Linked DNA regions of Homo sapiens: region 1 is linked to region 2. Evidence: chromatin contacts called from ENCODE Hi-C or POLR2A ChIA-PET data. All regions are on one chromosome and are shown on one strand. Each heading gives the region's core, a stretch centred on a gene start or an enhancer-like site at or near the end of the contact. The rest is flanking DNA. Distances are from core to core; before and after follow the strand shown.

Evidence for each region. A loop is a pair of places that touch in the nucleus more often than their neighbours do. ChIA-PET counts read pairs that join two places held with the same protein, here RNA polymerase II (POLR2A). Pooled maps may share reads with other maps.
Region 1: a map of CD8-positive, alpha-beta T cell shows a loop between it and region 2 (2.5-fold over the local background). The contact joins the promoter of MCM9 here to the enhancer-like site in region 2. A Hi-C loop is called at or near these places in 2 of 168 maps with a recorded cell type or tissue (CD8-positive, alpha-beta T cell and naive thymus-derived CD4-positive, alpha-beta T cell) and 8 of 50 pooled maps. POLR2A ChIA-PET finds 5 or more read pairs at or near these places in 4 of 52 experiments (CD4-positive, alpha-beta T cell, CD4-positive, alpha-beta memory T cell, OCI-LY7 and 1 more).

What each region holds. Positions count from the first base shown.
Region 1 is chr6:118,933,789-118,936,488 of GRCh38, reverse strand. MCM9 (minichromosome maintenance 9 homologous recombination repair factor) reads left to right here and starts at 1,330. Exons shown (of 14, transcript NM_017696.3): 1 at 1,330-1,598. LOC124901389 (a long non-coding RNA gene) reads right to left here and starts at 1,574. Exons shown (of 2, transcript XR_007059729.1): 1 at 1,499-1,574. RefSeq lists silencers at 1,152-1,581, 1,832-2,081.
Region 2 is chr6:118,809,223-118,811,922 of GRCh38, reverse strand. No RefSeq gene overlaps it. Among named protein-coding and RNA genes, the nearest start is that of ASF1A, 84 kb to the left of the region's middle. Within about 2 kb of position 1,327, at least 7 of the 41 ENCODE cell types and tissues checked have a DNase peak (open chromatin) inside an H3K27ac peak, as active enhancers do; they include CD4-positive, alpha-beta T cell and CD8-positive, alpha-beta T cell, where a contact is called at or near this core.

The sequences.
Region 1 (2,700 bases), core at 81-2,580, 120 kb before region 2:
AAATAAACCTCTTTTATTTGTAAATTATTCAGTCTCAGGCATTCCTTTTTAGCAACACAGACTAAGACACTATCAAAGAACAACTGAAAATTTAAAATGTCATTTACATAATATCAAGAAGTATATTTTTCCCCCATCCTTAGATTTATGGATAAATCTGACATAGGGTGATATGGTTTGGCTGTGTCCCTGCCCAAACCTCATCTTGAACTGTAGTTACCATAATCCCCAGGTGTTGTGGGAGGGACCCGGTGGGAGGTAACTGAATCATGGGGGTGGTTATTCCCATGCTGTTCTCTGATAGTGAGTGAGGTATCACAAGATCTGATGGTTTTCTAAGGGGCTTTTCCCTCCTTGCTCCTCACTTCTCCTTCCTGCAGCCCTGTGAAGAAGGAGGTTTGCTCCCGCTTCTGCCATGATTTTAAGTTTCCTGAAGTCTCCCCAGCCATGCTGAACTGTAAGTCAATTAAACGTCTTTCCTTTATAAATTACTCAGTCCCAGGTATGTCTTTATTAGCACTGTGAAAATGGACTATATAAGACTAGACCTGACAAAAGATCAAAACATTTGCTGAGTGAAATAACACCTAAATAAATGAAGAGGCTTACTTTAAGGGTCATTACTAAATATTGTTAACATGTAAATTATTCTTACATGGATCTATAGACGAAATGTAACCAATCACAATCCCAACTTTTTAAAGTGACAAGCTGATTTTAACATTCATATGAAAACCCAAGGGACTAGATGAGCCAGAACATTTTTGAAAAATAACAAAAAATTGGAGGCCAAACACGATCTGATTTTAAGACTCTTACGAATCTACAGGAATCAAGACAATGTGGTATTTTTGTAGAGAGAAATATAATAAATTGTCGGAACAGAATAGAAAGTCTAAGAATAGACCCACAACTGATGCTTTAGGGACAACTGATTTTAAACATAGGTGCAAAAGCTATTCAGTGAGAAAAAGAAAGCTCTCTAAACAAATGACACTATTCACATACAAAAAAATGACCTAAGATCCATACTTTGCACCACAGACAAAAATTAGCTCTAATTGGATCACAGACCTCAATATAAAACCTAAAATTCTAAAACTTGTGTCAGAAAACACAGAAGAGATCCTCTGTGGCCTTGGGTTAGGCAAATTCCTTGGACAGACAAAAAACAAACCCTAAGATCCGATCTGAGCCGCCGCACAACCCTGCTCTGGCCACTTAGCCTGAGGTCACTGCTCGGGTCCCGCCCCTCTCCCCGCCCGGGACCCTCCTGGCTCCGCCCCAATCCGCCCGCTCCGCTCCACCCCGCCCCGCTGCCTCGTCTCCATCCGGAAGAGCCGCCGGGGCAGGGAAGTTGAGGCGGTGCGCGGCCCGGCGTCGGTCGAGAGCGCAGGCCCGGCAGAGCCGCAGGCGCTAGGCCGCCCGACACAGCCCGCGCGTCCCCGCGGCCGGTGGCGCCTCGAGCGGCCACGTGCACGCGCGCACTCCGCCTCACCAGCCTTCTTGCGCCGGAGACGAACCCGCTGCCTGGCTGGAGCTCTCTGGGCCCTTCGGCCTCGGGAGCAACGCGTTCCCGGCGACTTCTGACACAGCCAGTAAGTGATAGCCGCCTCCTCCTTTCGCGGTTATGTTTTTCTCCAGTTCGTCCCAAGTCTCGTTCCCGTCTCATTACTTCAAAAACTATTCAACTCCGGGACCGGACAGGCACGGGAGCTGCCCGGGAGAAGAGCCCCAGAAGTCTCAGAGACTGCCAAGGTGTTGTGGGGCAGGGGCTGCGTGCAAAGACCCTGTGAATTAGAAAGTTTGGAAAGCATGCCTCCAAAACCGAGCGACTCCACGTTTGCCAGGCGCCCCTGGGGCAGCCGAGCGGCCCGGAGGCGCGAAATGGCGCGCCCCCGCAGTGAGAGGGGCGGAGGGAGTGGGGCGGGGCCGAGGGCGCGCGTCCCGCCAGCCCGCGCGGAGGGGGCGGGGCTCCCGGCAGGTGCAGGCGGGCGGGGCGGGGCTGCCGCGATTCCCGGAGACAGCTGGGGGATGCCAGTGCAGTTAGGCACTCTCCTGTCTTCTTTTCGACGCTTCGCTGTGGTCAAGAGGACAAAGTAAAGCAAATGATTTTATTTTGACCCCAAATATTCAATAAGAAAAGGAAAGAGAACTTGAAAGTTGTGAAATGACCCTTCTCAAAACAAAAAGTCCCTCCAGTGTCTATCTGGGTGGGTAGTAGGTACGTTTATTGATTTAGCAAACTGCTGATAACACAGTTGATTAGTCAGTTTTGCATAGATGTTGAAAGGGAATGAATAACGATGGTCCATATAACCATAGAAATGCTAGCCTAACTAGGCAAAATTTAATCTGACCTTAATTTGAACGTTGAATTCTGCTGCTGCCCTTTTCCTGCCTTGTGTGGAGCTGTTTTTCAAATTGCTAAATTTGTGGCTCTAAACTTAATATGCTTTAATAGAATCATAGTGATTCTCTTGTAGCCACTGTTGGGAGTCCAGATTTTTTTTTTTTTTTTTTTGGGCAAAGTCCACATTGTGGAGATATTCCTTCCCAAGTGCTTTTTCTGCTTTACACTTGGCTGAATTTATATTGCTTAACCAAAAACAAATTACCGTGGAGGCCGTAATTTATTTCCACTCATTGTTTTGGATATACATTTACTCATTCTTACTCTCACTCTGGCCTCCTATAGTG
Region 2 (2,700 bases), core at 78-2,577:
TTTTGTTATAGACGTGATTTCATGATGACTAAAACTTTCTCTTGTATGGTCTTTAATGTGTGTATCAAGGAAGCACATGGATTGTCTTGGGGGAATATGAACAGTCTCACAGGTCACATTTCTGTTCAATAAAGAGAGGTGTAAAAAATAACCTTTGGCCGGGTGCGGTGGCTCACACCTGTAATCCCTGCAGTTTGGGAAGCTGAGGTGGGTGGATCACTTGAGGTAAGGAGTTCAAGACCAGTCTGGCCAACATGGTGAAACCCCGTCTCTACTAAAAATACAAAAATTAGCTGGGTGTGGTGGTAGGCGCCTGTAATCCCAGCTACTCGGGAGGCTGAGGCAGGAGAATCACTTGAACCTGGGAGGCGGAGGTTGCAGTGAGCCAAGATCATGCCACTGCACTCCAGCCTGGGTGACAGAGTAAGACCCTGTCTCACAAACAAACAAACAAAAAACCTTTAATTCTGAATCAAGTTGCCAAAATATTTTGATTTCAGTCCCAGTGTACTTCTTGAAAACATTTTAATAATGTAAAATTATCTAAACACAATAAAAACTATACTTAATTTTATCTGTGAGAGGGCTAAACCAGAATTTAAATTCTATTGTAACTATATGAGATAATGGAATTTTCTGATACTGTAAAAGATTAATCTTCAGTGCATATGTAGTATTCTAAAATGTATAATAGGAATTTTATTGTAATTTTTGGTGTCTTATAGAAATATGAGCAAAACAAACATATTATTCTGATATCTTTAACTCTGTGGCTTAATGCAAATTTTAAACTTTTTTGAAGGTATACCAAAACATTAAACATTTATTCTTGGTTGACAAATTTTAATTCTAACAAACTTACACATTCTGTAGGCATACTTGATTTCTGTTCCTTCTCCATGTGCTAAACCTTCTGCTTAACGGGTGGAATGCTAGAGAAAATCCTAGGTTAACTCAGAGAGCTTGCCTTTAGCCAGTTCACAATATTTAGGAGTTCAGAAACTATCCAACCTTGAATTCTAGGTCACTAGAGACTTCCTGGGACCTGGTGAACCTTTCAGATGCAACTTACCAAACAACCAGTTTCCAAACCTATTAACATCACAATGTAGGAAGCTAAGCCAGTGCTTCTTCCTCAGTGTTCAAAACCATCCTCTGAGCTTGCTTTCCTTATTAACATTCAAGAAAGATAAAAGCGCCCTGGCTCACATTAGTACCCACTCCAATTGGGGTGTTCCTGTCAGTGTTCTGTCTTGCATGTGACATAGCCCCCCAGGTATACGGGGAGCCATTACCCACACACATCCTCTTCACTGTCACTCAGAGGACATGCACAGGAAGTGGTGGCAACCGCCCCTTATGACACACTCAGTAGTTCTTGTATCTGTTCCACTGCCACATCTCTTCCTTAAAGGCTTGAAAATGCATCTAAGGGTAATATTTGTAATAAAAGTGAACTTGACAGATATTAAACTAAATTTTAAAAAATTGTGTCTGTGAATAGTCCGGTGCAAGATACAGTTTAAGGGAGGAAATGGGATATACATACTGGGCCAGGACTTACCGAGAAATGAGTAATTTCTATATCTTGTGAATGCAAATTATTTTTAGGCCACTCTTCTTTATGTTTAGTTGGAATTGCAATTCCTTGGTAGAGGTGAACCGACAGAAAGCAAGCATTTGTATCAGGTGTGTTTTTATGTGGGAACAAACTTGGTTTAACTTACAGTTTTCATGATAAGCAAAACCAATGCTGGAATATTGCTTACTATTTTGAGATCTAACTTTTTCAGTGCTCAATAATACATAGAGTGCGAGGTGGGCAGATTACTTGAGGTCAGGAGTTCAACACCAGCCTGGCCAATATAGTGAAACCCCGCCTCTACTAAAAATACAATAATTAGTGGGGTGAGGTGGTACGCTTCTGTAGACCCAGCTACTTGGGAGGCTGAGGCAGGAAAATCGCTTGAACCCGGTAGGTGGAGGTTGCACTGAGCTGAGATTGTGTCACCGCTCTCCAGCCTGGATGACAGAGTGAGACTCCGTCTCAAATTTAAAAAAAAAAACAACATAGACTGGGTAATAGAACAAAACTAAGAACAAGGCAAATTGGGTTCTAGAACTAGCCAACAGTGTGGCTTCGCCGTCTTCAGCGGTCTTGTCCATAAAGGCTGAGGATCAGGCCTATCTATTACATATTGCTGAGTTACAGAAAAGGAAACCCTCAGAAGCTAGCTGAAATAAAGGCAAGTTTGCTGTAGGGATACAGCAGGGAGTCTCATTAAGGACAGGCAACAAAGTCTCACCAGGCCACATGGGCCCAGAACTGGAAAGTCAGGACTGAAACTGTTCCCTCAGCCTCTCCTGGATCCTCAAGGTCCCGTGTTGTTGCCTCTCTCAATGAGTGTGCTCCAGTTTCCTGTTCCTCCCAGCAGCCCCACGTTCTGTGCTCACTCAAGGCTTATCTGCTCCAGCTACCCTCTGGCTTTTGAACTACTTTGGGGCCTGGCTCCAGCTGTGACTTTCTCTGACCTTGCCAGATGATGCCCTACCTACATCTTTCTGATTCAAGCTTTTTAGTTCAGATTCTTGGTGGGTTCATCTTGGCTTGAAAGGGAGTAGAGGATGAGGAGAGTGGCCACCTGGTATAGACACAGCTGCTTGAGCTCTGGGTGGAGACAGTCTCAGAGAGTGTGGGGT